2 separate regions of the Homo sapiens genome follow, and region 1 is linked to region 2. A link is a loop called in an ENCODE intact Hi-C map of the cell type or tissue named here. Cell type or tissue: PC-3. All regions are shown on one strand. Each heading gives the region's core, and the rest is flanking DNA. Links, peaks and the distances in the headings are about the cores only.

The links. A loop is a pair of places that touch in the nucleus more often than their neighbours do. Peaks named below come from ENCODE experiments on the same cell type or tissue, not always from the same donor. Only the 100,000 strongest peaks of a DNase experiment are listed, where the experiment ranks them.
Region 1: a loop joins it to region 2, with 8 times the contacts of the local background. A loop is called at or near these places in 19 of 110 quality-filtered maps.

What each region holds. Positions count from the first base shown.
Region 1 is chr12:42,590,418-42,598,339 of GRCh38, forward strand. No RefSeq gene overlaps it. Among named protein-coding and RNA genes, the nearest start is that of PRICKLE1, 4.6 kb to the left of the region's middle. RefSeq lists an enhancer at 52-609. In PC-3, for the core only: no CTCF peak of the experiment used is centred there; no DNase peak of the experiment used is centred there.
Region 2 is chr12:42,737,424-42,745,345 of GRCh38, forward strand. No RefSeq gene overlaps it. Among named protein-coding and RNA genes, the nearest start is that of LINC02450, 49 kb to the left of the region's middle. In PC-3, for the core only: no CTCF peak of the experiment used is centred there; a DNase peak (open chromatin) is centred at 4,768; H3K4me3 peaks cover 567 bases; H3K27ac peaks cover 721 bases.

The DNA.
Region 1 (7,922 bases), core at 2,714-5,213, 150 kb before region 2:
AGTCCGTTCCCTTCCCCGCCTCGACGGCCCTGGTCGTCTCCATGAAAACTCAGTGTGGGGGATCGTGCCCGCGAAAACCTCAGCCCACCGCAATGTCCAGAGCCTGACCCAAGTGAACGTGGCGCACTTAAAAGCGGGTTCAAAGCATTGATCCGAACACGGTGACAATTTTTCACTGGCCAAACTACTCTCCACATTTTCAGTCTGCTCAATTCCCAGAGCTGGGCTCTCAGGCGCACTCACCCACGTTGAACTGGGGCTCAGCCTGTTTGAAAGTTCTGCCCTGACATTTGTGTCACACTAAACCTTAGAACCCCCCACCCTCTCCAGTTCCGGATCGGTGGAGTCTCACCGTGTGGGTACTATTTCCCTGGACTGCAGAGGGCAGACACAGGCGGCAGCTGTTAACCCGAACTTGACAGGTGCCTCTGCAAAGCCAGGGCTTCCTTGACCTCTCCATCCTCTCCACAACGCTCTAGGATACTGTATCATCTTCCAGGAAGATGAGGATGTGTGTGGGGGGAGTGTGGAGGGAGGTGTTGACTGATGCAATTTTTATCCTTTTAAGAAAAATCAAAACTGCCAGTCTCAGAATTTCTCAGAACATCAAGTCTTTTCGATTTTCGTTGGGAATAAAGCAAAGGAATACTCAGCAAAAATGGAGCCGATGAAAAGAGAATGCAAGGAAATAAAGGCAAATGGAGGAGGAAACTGTCTAAATCCAGGAAAATGTATGGCTTCAGCACTGTGCTCTATAATTCTGACTCAGATCTCCCCACGCTGTAGATACTTTCTCCTGTCTAGATGCCCAGGCAGAGTTCCTGAGCTCAGATCACTCAGGAAACAAGGCTGTTGCTTTTGAAATAATTCCACTTGCTAGCGTTGTTTTTTTTTTTTTTTTTTTTTTTTTTTTTTTTTGAGACGGAGTTTCGCTCTTGTCACACAGGCTGGAGTGCAGTGGCGCGATCTCCGCTCACTGCAACCTCCGCCCCGCCCCCGTGTTGAAGCGATTCTCCTTCCTCAACCTCCCGAGTAGCTGGGATTACAGGCACCTGCCACCGCGCCCAGGTAATTTTTGTATTTTTAGTAGAGACAGTTTCCCCATGTTGGCCAGGCTGGTCTCGAACTCCTGACCTCAGGTGACGAGAATCTGGGAAAGAACAAACCAGGTTTTCTTGCCCCTCAGCATTTTATTGGAATTGGCCTTTGAAGTTGTGTCTGTTTATCTTGCTGGGGTTACAAATGCTTCTATTAAGCTATCAACTTTTAGGTTCTATCTAACCTCCAGAACTGCCAAAGAAAATTTCACTACCTCCATAGGTGAAATAAATCTTATTGCTGTACAGTGACTTCACAAAGGTTTTGTTTGTTGAGCATCTATTATGTGGAGCAGACACCCTGAGCACTGTGGATGATACATGGTCATTCCCTCTGGAGGATTACTGCCTCTTTGGACTGTGTGCTGGGCAGCATCTTTTGGATCCATTGCAAAGGTGAATACTTGGCCTTCAACCAGGACTCATAAAATTACTCCGGCCAGTGCATGTGATGGTCTGAGGTCACAACAGTCTGATTTCAAATTTCAGCCCCACCGCTTACCAAATGTAGCCTGGGGTAATGTAGTTAACCTCTCTCAGGCTTAGTTTCTCATTGGTAAGTGAGGGTAATAATATTCAGCTCAGGGAACTGTTGGGAAGATTGAATGCTGCAGAAATCACTGGAACGTTTGTATTTCATTTTATAAGGCATCTTCTCACAAGCACCCTTCTCTATAGCAGCCTCCATGCAAAATCCCACAAGTAGAAAAGAACTGTTTTTTATTTAATCTGAAAAAGCATTCTTCATTGTGAACTCTTGAATTGCTCCTGGGTCTCTTTTTCTTTTTTCTGAGTCTGTTTTATTAATGGTGTTATTTTCTTTGTCTTTACAAAGCAACATGATGTCATACCTTTTGTAAGAAATCAATTCACTTAGAGAATGTCTACTTTTCTTTTTTGAGACACCCTTGATCTGTCACCCAGTCTGGAGTGCAGTGGTGATCACAGCTCACTTCAGCCTCAAACTCCTGGGCTCAAGTGATCCTCCCGCCACAGCCTCCCGAGTAGCTGAGACTACAGGCATGCACTACCGTACGTGGCTAAGTAACTTCTTTTTATTTTATTTATTTATTTGAGATGGAGTCTTGCTCTTCGCCCAGGCTGGCGTGAAATGGCACGATCTTGGCTCACTGCAAACTCTGACCCCAGGGTTCATGCAATTCTCCTGCCTCAGCTGCCCGAGTAGCTGGGACTACAGGTGCATGCCATCACACCCAGCTAATTTTTGTATTTTTAGTACAGACGGGGTTTCGCCATGTTGGCCAGGCTGGTCTTGAACTCCTGACCTCAAGTGATCCACCTGCCTTGGCCTCCCAAAGTGCTAGGATTACAGGCATGAGCCACTGAGCCTGGCTGCAACTTCTTTTTAAAAATAACATTTTTGTGTGTTGAATTGTGTCCTCCAAAACTTCATGTTGAAGTCCTTAACTGCAGTACCTCAGAATGCAACCTTATTTGGAGATAAGGTCTTTGCAGAGTTAATCAAGTTAACATGAGGTCACTAAGTTCAGTCCTAATCCAATATGATTTTTATCCTTATAAAAAGGGGAAACTTGGGCAGGCATAGTGACTCATGCCTATACTCCCAGCACTTTGGGAGGCTGAGGTGGGAGAGTCACTTAAGCCCAGGAGTTTGAGATGAGCCTGGGCAACAGGCAACACAGGGAGATCTTGTCTCTCCAAAAAAAAAAAAAAGGAAAAAAAAGAAAGAAATCGCCAGGTGTGGTGGCATGGGCATGCACCTATGTTCCCAGCTACTGGAAGGCTGAGGCAGGACAATCACTTGAGCCCAGGACATCGAGGCTGTGGTGAGCCATTATGGTGTCCCTGCACTCTAGCCTGGGCAATACAGCGAGACCGTGTCTCAAAAAGAGGTGGGGAGCAGAATTTGGAGACAGACATGCACACAGGGAGAATACCACATAGAGGTGAAGGCGGAGATCAGGGTGATGCTTCTGCAAGCCAAGGAACATCATTGATTGCCAGCAAATTACCAGAAGCCAGGAGAGAGGCACGGAACAGATTCTTCCTCACAGCTCTCAGAAGGAACCAACCCTGCCCACACCTTGATCTCAGACTTTCCACCTGCACAACTGTAAGACAATAAATTTCAGTTGTTTCAGCCACCCAGTTTGTGGTACTTTATTATGGTAGCCCCAGCAAACTAGTACAATACCCAACCATGTCATGCTCTGAATGTGTCGTGGCTCACTAAAGAGGATTTTCATATTTAGATGAAGAATTCGTGACAGTGTGGGCCACAAGCTTGAGAATTAAGCAACAATCAGACAGTGTTGGCAGTCTTTGTTTGATTCCCAGGTCTGTTTGATTCCTAGGATTTGCTTGGCGTCTGCTCCCTGTGTCTCTTGTTCATCCACATCTGGGACTCCTTTCTTTGACTTGCAGACCCAGCCCCAACCAGTGTTTGCAGGGTGAATCAGTGTTGACCCTATAATGATCTGCAAGGGCCTGGCTGTCAGGCGTGCTCCCGGGCTGCAAATCCTACTTATGCTCTTCAGGGCTTTCAGGATAGAGTGCACACTCCTTGGATTAGTTCTAAAGGTCTTTTATATTTGCACTATGCCTATCTCTCTGGCTTATTTTTTTTTTACTACTCTCCACCCTTGTTTGCTCTAACCATATTAAGCTATTTACAGTTCTTCAAAAGCATCAGGCTGTTTTATGACTCTGTGCTTTGAAAATACCTAGAATGTTACCCACTGAAAATTGCCCTCTTTATTAGCTAACTCCTGCTTATCCTTTACCATTCGACTCAAACATCACCTTCTTGGTAGTCCATTGATGTGCATTATTTATTGTTTTGTCTGCCAAGCTTGTTTCTCCTTCTTTGTAATGCCCCCAATTTCCCTTGAGGAACCATCATCTCCCACTGTCAGTGCACATGGATTAGTTGGAGACTCATCCCTGGTTTTGGTGTTAGGATCAGGTGACCCAGACCTGGAAAATTAGAGCACTGGATCCCCTGACCAAAAGATTAGTTCAGGGATGGGCATGTGACCCAGGTCAAGTATTGGGATTTGTGCATGAGCTTTTAGTGATGCCATAACAACAACTTCAACAAGTATTTATTGATCACTTATATACCAGCCACTGCCTTGCTGGGAATTCAACAGTAAACCAAATATCCAAAGTCTCTATCTATCCTTATGGATTTTTTATTCATAGACAGGAGATATTCTCTTGTTCTTCTGTCTTTTAAACATACATCTTGGAATGCAAAGGTCTAGATTCCAGAAACTATTTTGTCACCACAGGAAGCCTGAGCATTGAGCAAGCATGAAGGAGGATAGAAGGGAGAGATGGTGAGAGAACAGGATCTGATGGCATGATTTGAGCTCCTGGATCAAACTCTACCTGAAAATGAACTACCACTAAACTTTTCAGTTAATTTAATATTTTGTTGTCATTTAAGCCAGTTTGGGGTTTAAGTGACTTACAAATTAAGGAGTACCGTTTGGTACACCCTTCCACCATTTAGAGGCTACTTTTCTCTGTTGAACCTTATACTCCTCTATCATTTTGTTTATTCGATTAGTTATTCCTTTATTCCGGAAAAGATTTATGTCCACTTACTGTTATGTACCCATAACACATAGCAAGTTAGCATAACTTGAAAGTAGATATGAAAGATGAGAAAAATAAATGAGACAAGTTCATAAAATTCATCCCATAAAGAGTGAGACACGATTTAGTTTTCAGATTTCTAGCAGCCAATGTGACGATGGTTATATAATTCCTACACAATGGAAAAGGTATCTAAATTAAAACAATCCTGTTCTTAGGAGAAGTATGACTATTAGTAAATTGAAGAGCAGAAAGAATCACCCACACCCCAGGTCCACGTGAAGAAGGCTCTAGAGAAATGATGAATAACATCCTCACAGAGCACTCACAATGTGTTTCTTGGGGATGTTTCTCAGAGCACCCATGAATTCAATGAAATTTATTTTTTAGAAGAGCAATTTAATTACTTCATTTTGTCCGGTCATGGTGGCTCACGCCTGTGATTCCAGCACTTTGGGAGGCTGAGAAGGGTGGATCACCTGAGGTCAGGAGTTCGAGACCAGCCTGGCCAACATGGTGAAACCCCGCCTCTACTAAAAATACAAAAATTAGCCAGGCATGGTGGTGAGTGTCTGTAATCCCAGCTACTTGGGAGGCTGAGGAAAGAGAAATGCTTGAGCCTGTGATGTGGAGGTTGCAGTGAGCTGAGACTGCACCACTGCACTCCAGCCTGGGAGACAGAGAGAGATGCCATCTCAACAACAACAACAACAACAACAAAAATCACTTCATTTTGTAACAGGCACTTAACAGAATATATGACAATTACAATAAAGTGAGTAGTCCGAAGTATTCTGGTATTGCATAGTTGGAGGGAATGGAGGTAGAGTGAGGGAAGACTTCTTGGAAGAAGAGGCATCTAGAAGATGAACTAACTGAGGGTAAGATGTGTGCATGTAGGTGTGTGTGCTCACGTGTCTAAGCATTTTGGGCAGAGGGAACATCATGTGTAAAGGTGAGGAGGTAAATGCAAATAGGCTGAATCTAAGGACATGAAATATGTCCAGACTGGCTGCAGCATGGGGCACAAAAGGAGAGCAGTGAGGTGGAGGCTTGGAGGAACCTGCAGAGGAGGGCAGAGGCTGAGGCATGTAGGAGCTTAAAAGCAGGGACAAGTTTTGTGGGAGAAGATAAGGAGTTCTGTTTTGGATTATCAGAGAAAGTAATCTGCAAAACTGGCTAAAAGAAGAAGCCAGAGAGATAGGAAGGAGATAGTGAGAAAGTGTTGAATGAATACCAAAGACGAGGGCATTTCAGGAAGAGAGCAGTACCTACCCTCAGCTAAGTTTTAAGCTCCCCAGAGCAAACTGTGCTTCATGCAGCCCTAGAGTCCCACCACTAAGAGGTTTAAAGGAGGCCCTCGAAGGGTCTGATGGGTGGGCTTTGGGGATCCCAGGAGGATTCAGCAGTTTATAATAGTTCTGTAAAGCAGACCAAGCTGATCTGCACTTCCTTCAGGCAATCCTCCACAAATATGCTTTCACCAGGCTTTTGGGAGTATGGCCAGCAGCGATTTTGAGATTATAATCCTTGGGCAATACTCAACTATTCCGTGTTGTTCATTAAAAAATGAATTATATATTTTCACAGTCAACTGAGCTGAATTGATAATTTCATAAAAAGCTGAGTTTACTTAGTACATATGCAAGAATTGAAGGCCATTTCCCCTCTGCTCAAAGATGAGCGGAAGGAGGACATTGGGTCAGAGTTCATTCCTTTGTCACAGCAATCTTTATCATCTTTAATTTGCTGCCTTTTCCATTAGTTTGTTCCTTGAGGGCAGAATGCTGCCTAATTCAATGTTGCGACTCCAGTGCCTGGCACAGTAACTAGAACAGAGTAGGTGCTCAGTATCCACTGAAAGATAAATAGATACTGGGACCTTAATGGAGAGCTGGTGGGGAGAAGGGAGTGAGGTGGGGGCAGGTAGGGCTGGCCAGCCCATACCCTAAGGTGATCCAGCCAAGCCTAGTGTGGTTCACAGTGTGAAGGAGATCGGGGCCATATATTTGGGCAGTAGAGTCAGCACTAGGACGGGGAGGCGGTGAACTAGGTGAAGCAGCAATTAGGGGAGTCTAACCTCCCAGGAAGAGGAAATGTCAGGTTGTTATGGTTCAACCAATGGAGCTAAGGTTCAAGTGTGGACCACAGTGCCAGTGGCCAAATTAGGAAGCAATGTGGAATCCAATGGTGTTTACATGTGATGGAGGCACAGCTGTGGCTTGAAGGAGCTCCACAGCACATACCCAACTTCTGGAAACAAGATTAATTTCAGACCTCTACCAGAAAAATGGAAGGGCTGAGACTGGAAAATAGATTGGTGGTTGGTTTATTTTGGTTCTCTGACTCTGGCTTTCTTGTTTATACTTCAAACCCACAATATGAAATATGATTTCACATACCTGTGAGTTTGAGAAAGAGAGAGGAAAAGGAGAAATAAATGTCCTTTTTGCTCAAAGCTACTAATCTAATTTTATTTCAGATCTTCTTGGTGCAATGTAGAGACACTCAAGACTAATTTATTTACTTCAGGAGCTTACAAAAACAAGATTGAGTGACATGCTGGCTTCTAATGTTCTTTTGGGAAATATCTTGGGTTAAATGGTGCTTTCATTTTCTATTTTTTCATATAAAAAGAACTCTGGGACTTGTAGTTGAGTGACTGAAGGAGGACTAAAATCAATCCTCTACCTCTGAAAGTTGAGATCTTAGATTTTACTATATATTCTCTCATTCCTATAAAAAGTAGCAGCTCCTGCTGCAGAATGTTGCTTATTCTGCTACTTTTGACCCCAGGCCTGAAGAACTCCTATAGATAGCACGTGAAGTTCCATAAATATCTTCAAGTATGACCTACAATGACTACATTAGCTTTTCCTCTCACTAGTGCTGTTGCTGGGGCAGAAGTTCCCAGAGGTCTGAGTTTAAAGAATTCCACCCCTCCTAGGCACACTCGTACCACCAACCACAACTCCCAGCCCGAGCTCAGGATCTGTGGGGCATTAAAGTAAAACAAAACTCAAGAAAGCATAAGAAAAAACGTGACATGTTCAATAGTGGTTATGGGTTGTAAGTATCAAAAACTTTCAAATAGAGATGACTACATTTACACTCCATTTTCTTCTGGAAAAATTATTGGTTTTGCTCACCAACTCTGAAAATCCAGATATAGCAGTAGATGCTAGGAAGGAGTTAGGAGCAACTTGAAGCAGCTCTCATTTTTGAGCTCCTGGGAACTGG
Region 2 (7,922 bases), core at 3,462-5,961:
GCTGATGAGATTTGCTGTGAATCTTCATTGGTGCCAGCAAGACTGGAGGAGAAAACACAGTTTTCCCAGATCTGGAAAATTTGGGTAATATCTCCCAAACAACCGCATAAAGGCTTCCATGCATTGACAGCTCCAAGATTCTAAGAGAGATAATCTGTTCCAAGATTTAGAAAACAGTGGTTGAAAATCAGGACATTTCCTGAGGATAAATGACCAGCTGGAAGGAATTAATTCACAGCATTAAGTTCAACCAAGTGCCATTAACCCGCCTGTTCCTTGGTATTGCTCTAGACTGGTCGTCATTTCTTCAGGACACATGTGCTGCTTTCCATCCAGGTGAACTGGAGACAGCAGAACAATTGTTCCTGGATAAGATGTCCCATAATACTATTCTTGTGAGTTTGAAAGTTTCCTTAAATGGCAAGTGCCATTAGCAGGGAAGTTTAATGCTGTTACTGGCAACTGAGGCTGGAAGGGTGGATCTAGCAGGCAGCAGAGCAGAGAACTGGCATGGTGCCTCTAGTCTGTTGGTTGTGCCAACAATCTCCAAACTCTATGCCACGTGCCTAGGGGTGTTCAACAAACCCATAATCTTGCAAATCTCAGCACTGGAACCTATCACTGGGCAACTTTTTAAAGTTATATCAAATAAGTTTGAGAGGAGGTAAAAGGAGTGATTGAATTAAATTAGAGGAAAAGAGAAATAACTGCCTGGGAGTATTCATAAAACTATTGTTATTACTTTTTAGGCCTTTGCAATTATACTTCAAAGTCAGGGAGCATCTTCAAAATTTCTCTATTTTCTTTTAGTCATTAATGATATCCTCTATTTGTTATTCTTTTACAGTACAGCATTTTTCAAAGTGAATGAATAGGAATTTTTATGAAGCAGATAAGCAGAGCAGTAAAGCAAAGAAGTCGGTGCAATTTCTAGATAGGAGAGTCTCTTGCTACTTTAATTACAATATTTGCAGTTAAATTGTTTTGATTATTAGTCTACTGCAATATACAGTATAATTTACATTTTGCTTCATTTTGAGAGCTTAAACAAAGCATGTTTTAAATGATAGCAAAAATCACATTTGAACATTTTTACCTTTAGAAATTCACATTTTAGTTTTCTACTGATTAAATGGGTTCTCAAAAAAACAGTGTATCTGAGTATAAAAGGGAGTATCTGGAATACAATTACTTAAAATATTCCACTTTGCATTTATAATACATTTCAGAATGTGGAATGAATATTTTACGCAGAATCCATTTTTGACTTGAAGATGGTTTTATATTTAAAAGTCTCTACTCAAATGTGTTCTCAAAAAGAATTCATTCAGCTATCCCTTGTTTTCATGTTGAAGCTATTGAGAGTATTCAATGATATTCTAAGAGTAATTTTTTTTCCGGTCGTAGAAAAAAATTATTGGGGCTTTTATGTTAATGCGGTATATTTAGCTGACCTTTGATTCTCTGCATGGTCAAGTAAACAGCAACATTTTTAGGTTTTTATCAGAAAACGAAAGCATGCCACTTCTCTGCAGACTCTAAGGTATGACATTCAGATTGAAATACCATTTATTGAATTCCAAGATTATGCTACTAACTCTCCTTACATTGTCTTTGTTTTCACAGAAAATAGGTGAATGTGTGAGTAACACAGATAAAGACAGAAATGGCTTGATAATGTTTTAGGTGACATCTGTCTCCTCGTGTGGCCCATCCTGGGCCCTGCTCTTTAGTCCCATCTCCTTGTGCTCTGCAGCTGGGGATCCCGCTCTCTGAGTTCATTCTCTCCATGCTCTGTTGGTGGGAAGGTTTGTGATCCCTGCCCAGGGTAACTGAGCCGAAACCTGTCCTCTGTTGAGCAAAAGACTGAAAGCTCTAACATTTTCTGTGAACACCACAAGAAGCCTCCTGCCAACACCTGACTGTAGCAGCCAAAAGGCGTTGCTGTTTAGCCATATCATATTCTATATAGCATGAGCTACAAATATACACAAACAAGTTTAACTTATAAATTCACAGAAAGCTGGGTCCAGAAGAAGGCTTTGAGCTCATTTAGTGCAGTGAGTTTCAGACTTTCCCCATGGTATGGGGGTTGGGGAAGGGGACAGGAAGGAAGGCTCAGCCCCTCTCAACAAGAACAGGTCAGCGTTTGTTTTATATATTGTGGTTCTGAGTAGGATTTCTTTAGGGAAAAAGCATTCTGCCATTGTTTGCCACTAAAATATTTGAGAACCTCTGGTCCTCTCTTTTTACAGATGAGGAAATAGAACCCCAGACAGATGTTGTGTCTTTATTCAATGTTGCTTGCAAATACAGAGATTTTCCCAAGGCTTAAATTTCTGGCTTAGTATGTAATAAATGTGTTACCCTTTTCTCGAAACTTCTTGGCTGGAAAGACATGAGCAGAGAATCTGTGTGGCCTGTCTCTGTGCCGTGGTTTCACTCTTGCAAGCATACCACCTCAGCGTGTGTCAACGTGTGTGTGTGTTACACTCATGCTTGCTTGCATGAGGCTGTGTGAGCCCACAAAGGCAACAAGCCTGTAGAATTTGGGGATCAAGTGGACCACCTCAGTAGCTGAGGGGCCAGTGCTCGGAATACTTCCCTGAGTTTTCCATGATATGGCAGCTGCTTCTTGCTGTAGGAAGCAGATCATAAATACAATCTCAAACTCCTTGGCTCCTATCACCACCAACATGGTTCTGAAACTGGTGTTGATTGGAGAACTGTGGATGGCTTGGGAGCAGCCACTAGTTTAATGAGAGTATTCTGTCCTGAGTGTTGTATGCAAGCATGTCAGATAGGGGGAAAGGGCAACAAGACACTACCACTACTTTGCTGCCAGTGCAGCCAAGGATCCCATACCCATGGCTGCAATCTGATCAGAAATTGCTGATTTCCAACTTTGTTTCTGAAGATCATAAAATGGGCATCTAATTTCCCTCTTGTGTACTGCAGTCTGTTCAGTTTGGTCCAGCAAACATTTCTGCAAGCCTCCTGTGTGCCAGGCACAGGCTATAAACCACATGTGAAGAGAACACTCCTCTGAGTTAACATAGGCCGTGATGTTCATATTTCTTCCTAAAAGATTATTTTAAAACAGTTTTTACATTGTTGGTGGGAATGCAAAATGGTGCAGCTGCTATGGAAAACAGTATGGAGGTTCCTAATAAAATTAAAGATAAAACTACCATATAATTCAGCAGTCCCATTTTGGGGTGTTTATTCAAAAGAATCGAAAGCAGCATCTTGAAGAGAGATTAGCACTTCTATGTTCATTGCTGTACTATTCACAGTAATGATAATGTGTTCATCAACAAATAAATGCGTAAAGAAATGTGGCCTATGCATACAATGGAACACTATCCAGCCTTAAAGAAGAAAATTCTTTAATAGTGGACATCATGAATGAGCTGTGAGGACATTATGCTGAGTGAAATAAGCCAACAGAAGGACAAATAGTGCATGATGATTCCACTTATAGGAGGCATCTAATCATAGTCAAAGTTTTAAAGTGAGGAGCTGGGGAAGCCCATCTAAGGGGCTAGCCATTTCTGGTCAGTTGTTAGCATGTAAAATCGTGGTGTTATTGTTGCCATATCTTCTGATTCAAATCAAGAAATCCAGATTTTAAAAAATGTTTCATATCTCATTTTGTAAATGTTGGCAATGAAGTAAAAAAAAAAAAATTGCAGAGCCCACATCTGTGAGCTGCATCTAGTTCACAGAAAGCCCGGTTTTCCACCAATGCTTTACAGTAACCTTTGAAAGTGACTGCAGCATTTGTGGTTGATTGTCCTGCTATGTGAAACATATTGTCTCTGAGTCCATGATGCTGGAAGGATTGAGCTGCACATATGGTTTTGTAGACATATTATGAGCAGCCAGTGAATATTAATCATTAGCAGCAGTTTTATCACCACCATTATGCAAGTTTGGGAAAGGTACCACAGAGCAGTTAGTAGCAAACCTGCAACAGTAATCATGGGACTACTTTGGAAAGTGATGATCTAGAATTAAATTTCACTCACACGCTTAAAAGCAATTATAAGTAGTAAGAGAGATATATGATTATACCATGGTCAAAAGTCCAGGATATTTTAAAATAGTTTTTAAGTTCCTATAGATTGAAGAATCAAGGAACTTGCACTCCATGAAGCCCTAGTACAGTTTGATTATAAAAATATATATTTTGGCTACTCAGTTTTATAGAAAGAGTAATGTTTATTTGCTCAATTGGTTACGGCTGCTGCAGCTATTGCTTCTCTATTATACACAATCATAAGCACTTGCTTTCTAGGTTTTATAATTGTATAATAGAGACAAAGTTTAACAGGCTATTTCCTGAAAATAAAAAAAAATATTTTTATGAAAATGAATTGAGATGATACTTTAACAAATACCCTTAAGATTAAAATTCACAACTTCAAAGCTGCCTTTATGCAAAGTCGAATCAGTATTTAGAGCCAGGAGAAATCTTAGAGATCATCTAATTTAGTCTTTCTGATGGGTAAATCAAAGCACAGAGAGGTTAAGTGATCAATCCAGTGCCACACAGCTATACAGCACTAGAATTCAAGCCTCTAGCATTGAGTGTACAAACTCATGACATTTACAGATTTAACACTATGGTCTCAATTACATGCCAATGATCTAAAATCCATGAACGGTAGTACTTATAATTTTTCTGAAACAGGGATTTGAATGCACGTATAGCGATGCTGATACACTGAGATGAGTCACTTCCCTGGTGAATGAACCCAGCTGACCACTTGGTATTTAGTCTCAACCCAGCTGTCTTGTTTTCTGCTCCAAAGAGGTCATTTAAATTGTTTGATTATATTTTATTGCCTGGCTTATGTAGCAGGCTCGCAATAAAATGTTTCTTAAAGCAATGAATAAAAGACTGCATTTTATAAAGAGTTATTTGCTGCAGAGGCATTTGAAAATATGAGCATTCAAAATTTCTCATGATGTCAGTCTTCATGAATGTTAACGGTCAGCTGTAGTTTCTATTAATAGAAAGGTCCTCGGGTACAGAGGTAGAGTCCCCAGTGGTTTCTCCAAAGGGAATTTGAGCCAGACCCATTATTTTGTGGGGCTAAAAGGTAAGACTAAAACAGAGACTTAAAATTGTTGAATCAAATTCTTTCAGTTCTAAAACTAGTCCCTGAGATTAGGTTAGGGACTTTTGAAAACTCCAGCCCTTTCCAGTCTTCTGTGTCCTGTTCAATAAATTATTGCTTTAGGGATAAAAAATTTCATGCCTAGATGCTGTATGGTGTAATATGATCAGGATTCCCCTTCTAAATGTATGTATTTGACTTGGGCAAGGCACGTAGCCTCTCTAATTATTGGTTTCCTCATCGGTAAAATTGACAATGATGCCTGCTGCTAGAAAGGTTCTTGGAAGTTCACAGGAGCCCCCTGGGAAGTCTGGGTTGGGCACTCTCCAGGGTTCCTTCCCATCAGCCTCTCCTTCCTTCACGCACAACATTGCAGTTGTCTCTTGTTTGTGTGTGACATTTCACATCAAGCTGTTAGCTCTGGGAGGGGTGGGAGAATGTCTTGCTCTCTTTTCTGTGCAGCTCCGTAAATATTTATTGAATGAATAAAATGCACAATGCGAATGTAAGCAACTGTTGTAATTTCATCTAGGAAGTCTGCTTCCTAATTTGATGGTATTAGTACTTCCTCGACTCTGGGCATGCTCTGACTTCCTGTATTTAGTTTTCTGACCCCCCAAAAAGGCAGATGGAGAATCCTTACAACCCACATAGAGGGGATTTTGGCACATGATTTCACTGTGCCAAAATGTTTATTGGATTGGCATTTTCTGAGCAGGGATTGGGGTTAGCCTACCGTTGACGAAATCTGTTCTTTTTTGTACTTTTCTAATGGAATACTCCAATCCAGTCTCTCACTCAGGGTTAAATAACAAACCTATAGAATAAACATTAAATAATATAGCCATGGGAAGGGCCAGCACAATCTATGGCTCATAGTGAGTTTCACGAATGCTGGTTTTACTGCCCCCCTTGCAAACCTTCCAAACCCAGTTTAGTATTTCTGCTACTGATGATTTTCCTATCTGACTTTGCTGAAGATATTTATGACTCGAGCAGGCTTCTCTCCATAGTAGTCATAAATGAGATTCACCTTGGCCTCACCTTTCTAAATTTTGTGTTGGCTTTAGTCCACCCAATGGTGGATTGAAAGCCAAAGGTGACTCAGGGCAATGTTGGATCTAAAGATTGATTTTTGCAAGTTCCCTGGACGGGGTCCTCACAGTGGGTGGGGCTGACAGCCTTTTGTATGTGTCTCCCTTTCCTGATAGAGTGTGGGAATGTGTTATCTGGCTCCTGGCAAAGCCCGCTTGCTTGTCTCTCTTGCCACGTGATAGCCTCTTCCTGGGCTCCACAAAGACCACACACTCCCTTCCTGCTCAAAAACTTGCCCCTGTTAGCCAAACCAATGTACTCAGCTCAATGGAGAAAGTAGGGGAGGTTGTCTCGTGTGTGTGTGTGTGTGTGTGTGTGTGTGTGTGTGTGTGTGTGTGTACACAGTATACATCAACGAGAGGGCTGTCATTGGATTTTGTATTGGGTCCCATTTTAACTTGTTGCATTATGTCACTGCCCCTACACTGTAACAAGGATCATTGTTTTGAAGACTGGCTTCTCAGGGCTTTTGTTAAGCTAAAAATAATAAAGATTATAAGAAATTATTGAAGTAGAATTGGGAAAGTCCACGACTCTGAGACTGCTTTTAATGCAATAAAGCATTCACTTGCTATAATATTTTATTGTTTTGTTCTCCCCAAAGCACAATTTACAATGGTTTTGTTAAAGGGTTTCAAGTCATTTTGGTAAGTGATCTTTTGTTTTTGTGTCTTGTAATTACCCAGATCAGTTTTTCCTTGACTTCAACTCATCTTAAAAATTTTCAAAGGCTGTGCCAGGATGGCTTAGTGGGCACCAGGTTTCTTGCTAAAAAGCCAGAAAACCACTATATATTTGTTCTGGGGAATTGTAAAACATTAAAAGGTGTAAGGGAGTGTTCTTCTGGGGCCCTAAACCAGTTGCATGCTCTCTCCTAAGCCTAAACCCAAGGCTATCTTTGGCACTGGAATGAAAAAGCATCATGCCAGAGAAAATTATGCTGAAGTCTTTCTTGGGGACTTGACACAACCAGGCTGACACTTCATGAGGAAAGCCTTGTGATTCTGGAGACTTTGCCTGGGGCTGTTTACACAGCCTTCTTTTAAAGACACAGGCCCTTCTAGGGGAAATGCTCAGTGTCCTTGGAACTCCTCAAACCTTTTCACTGTAAGCAAGTTGCAGGCTTTCTTATGGGCATGGAGTCAAGTAAATACACACTTTAAAATGAATTTCTGATGTCCACTCATGAATGTTTCATGTCTGCAAGACATAACATTTTTTTGGAGAGCAGAGGTCTGGTGTAACCACATTTTCGAGGTTGCTTCATTGTTGTAAAACTTGATCTGCAATCCTGTGACACGTGTCCCCAGGGGGAAAAAAACAATGAACACCCATTGTTCCATCAATCATGGATAATCAAGTCCAGTTGCACAACGAGTGCATTGTGCAGAAGAGGAAGCAGTAGCCTAGACAGTGTACCTGTCTTGCTTAGGATCCCCCAGAGCTTTGATCTCTCCCCTCTATTGTCTTCTCTAGCTGTTCCCCACCTCCTGCAAGCCCAGCCCTGTCTTCGTCTCTAGGACTAAACCGCACCTTAGAGACATTAAGGAGCTCCACCCCAGACCCTGAGGCTCAGAGTCAAGTCACTGTTTCTGCTGGGTTGGCTTTGAGTCTGCCTTAGACTTTGCACCCCAGCTATGAAAACTGACCTTCTGAGACTCTGCCCTTGTTTCTCATCCAGTCCCTGTATTTGTGTTCCAT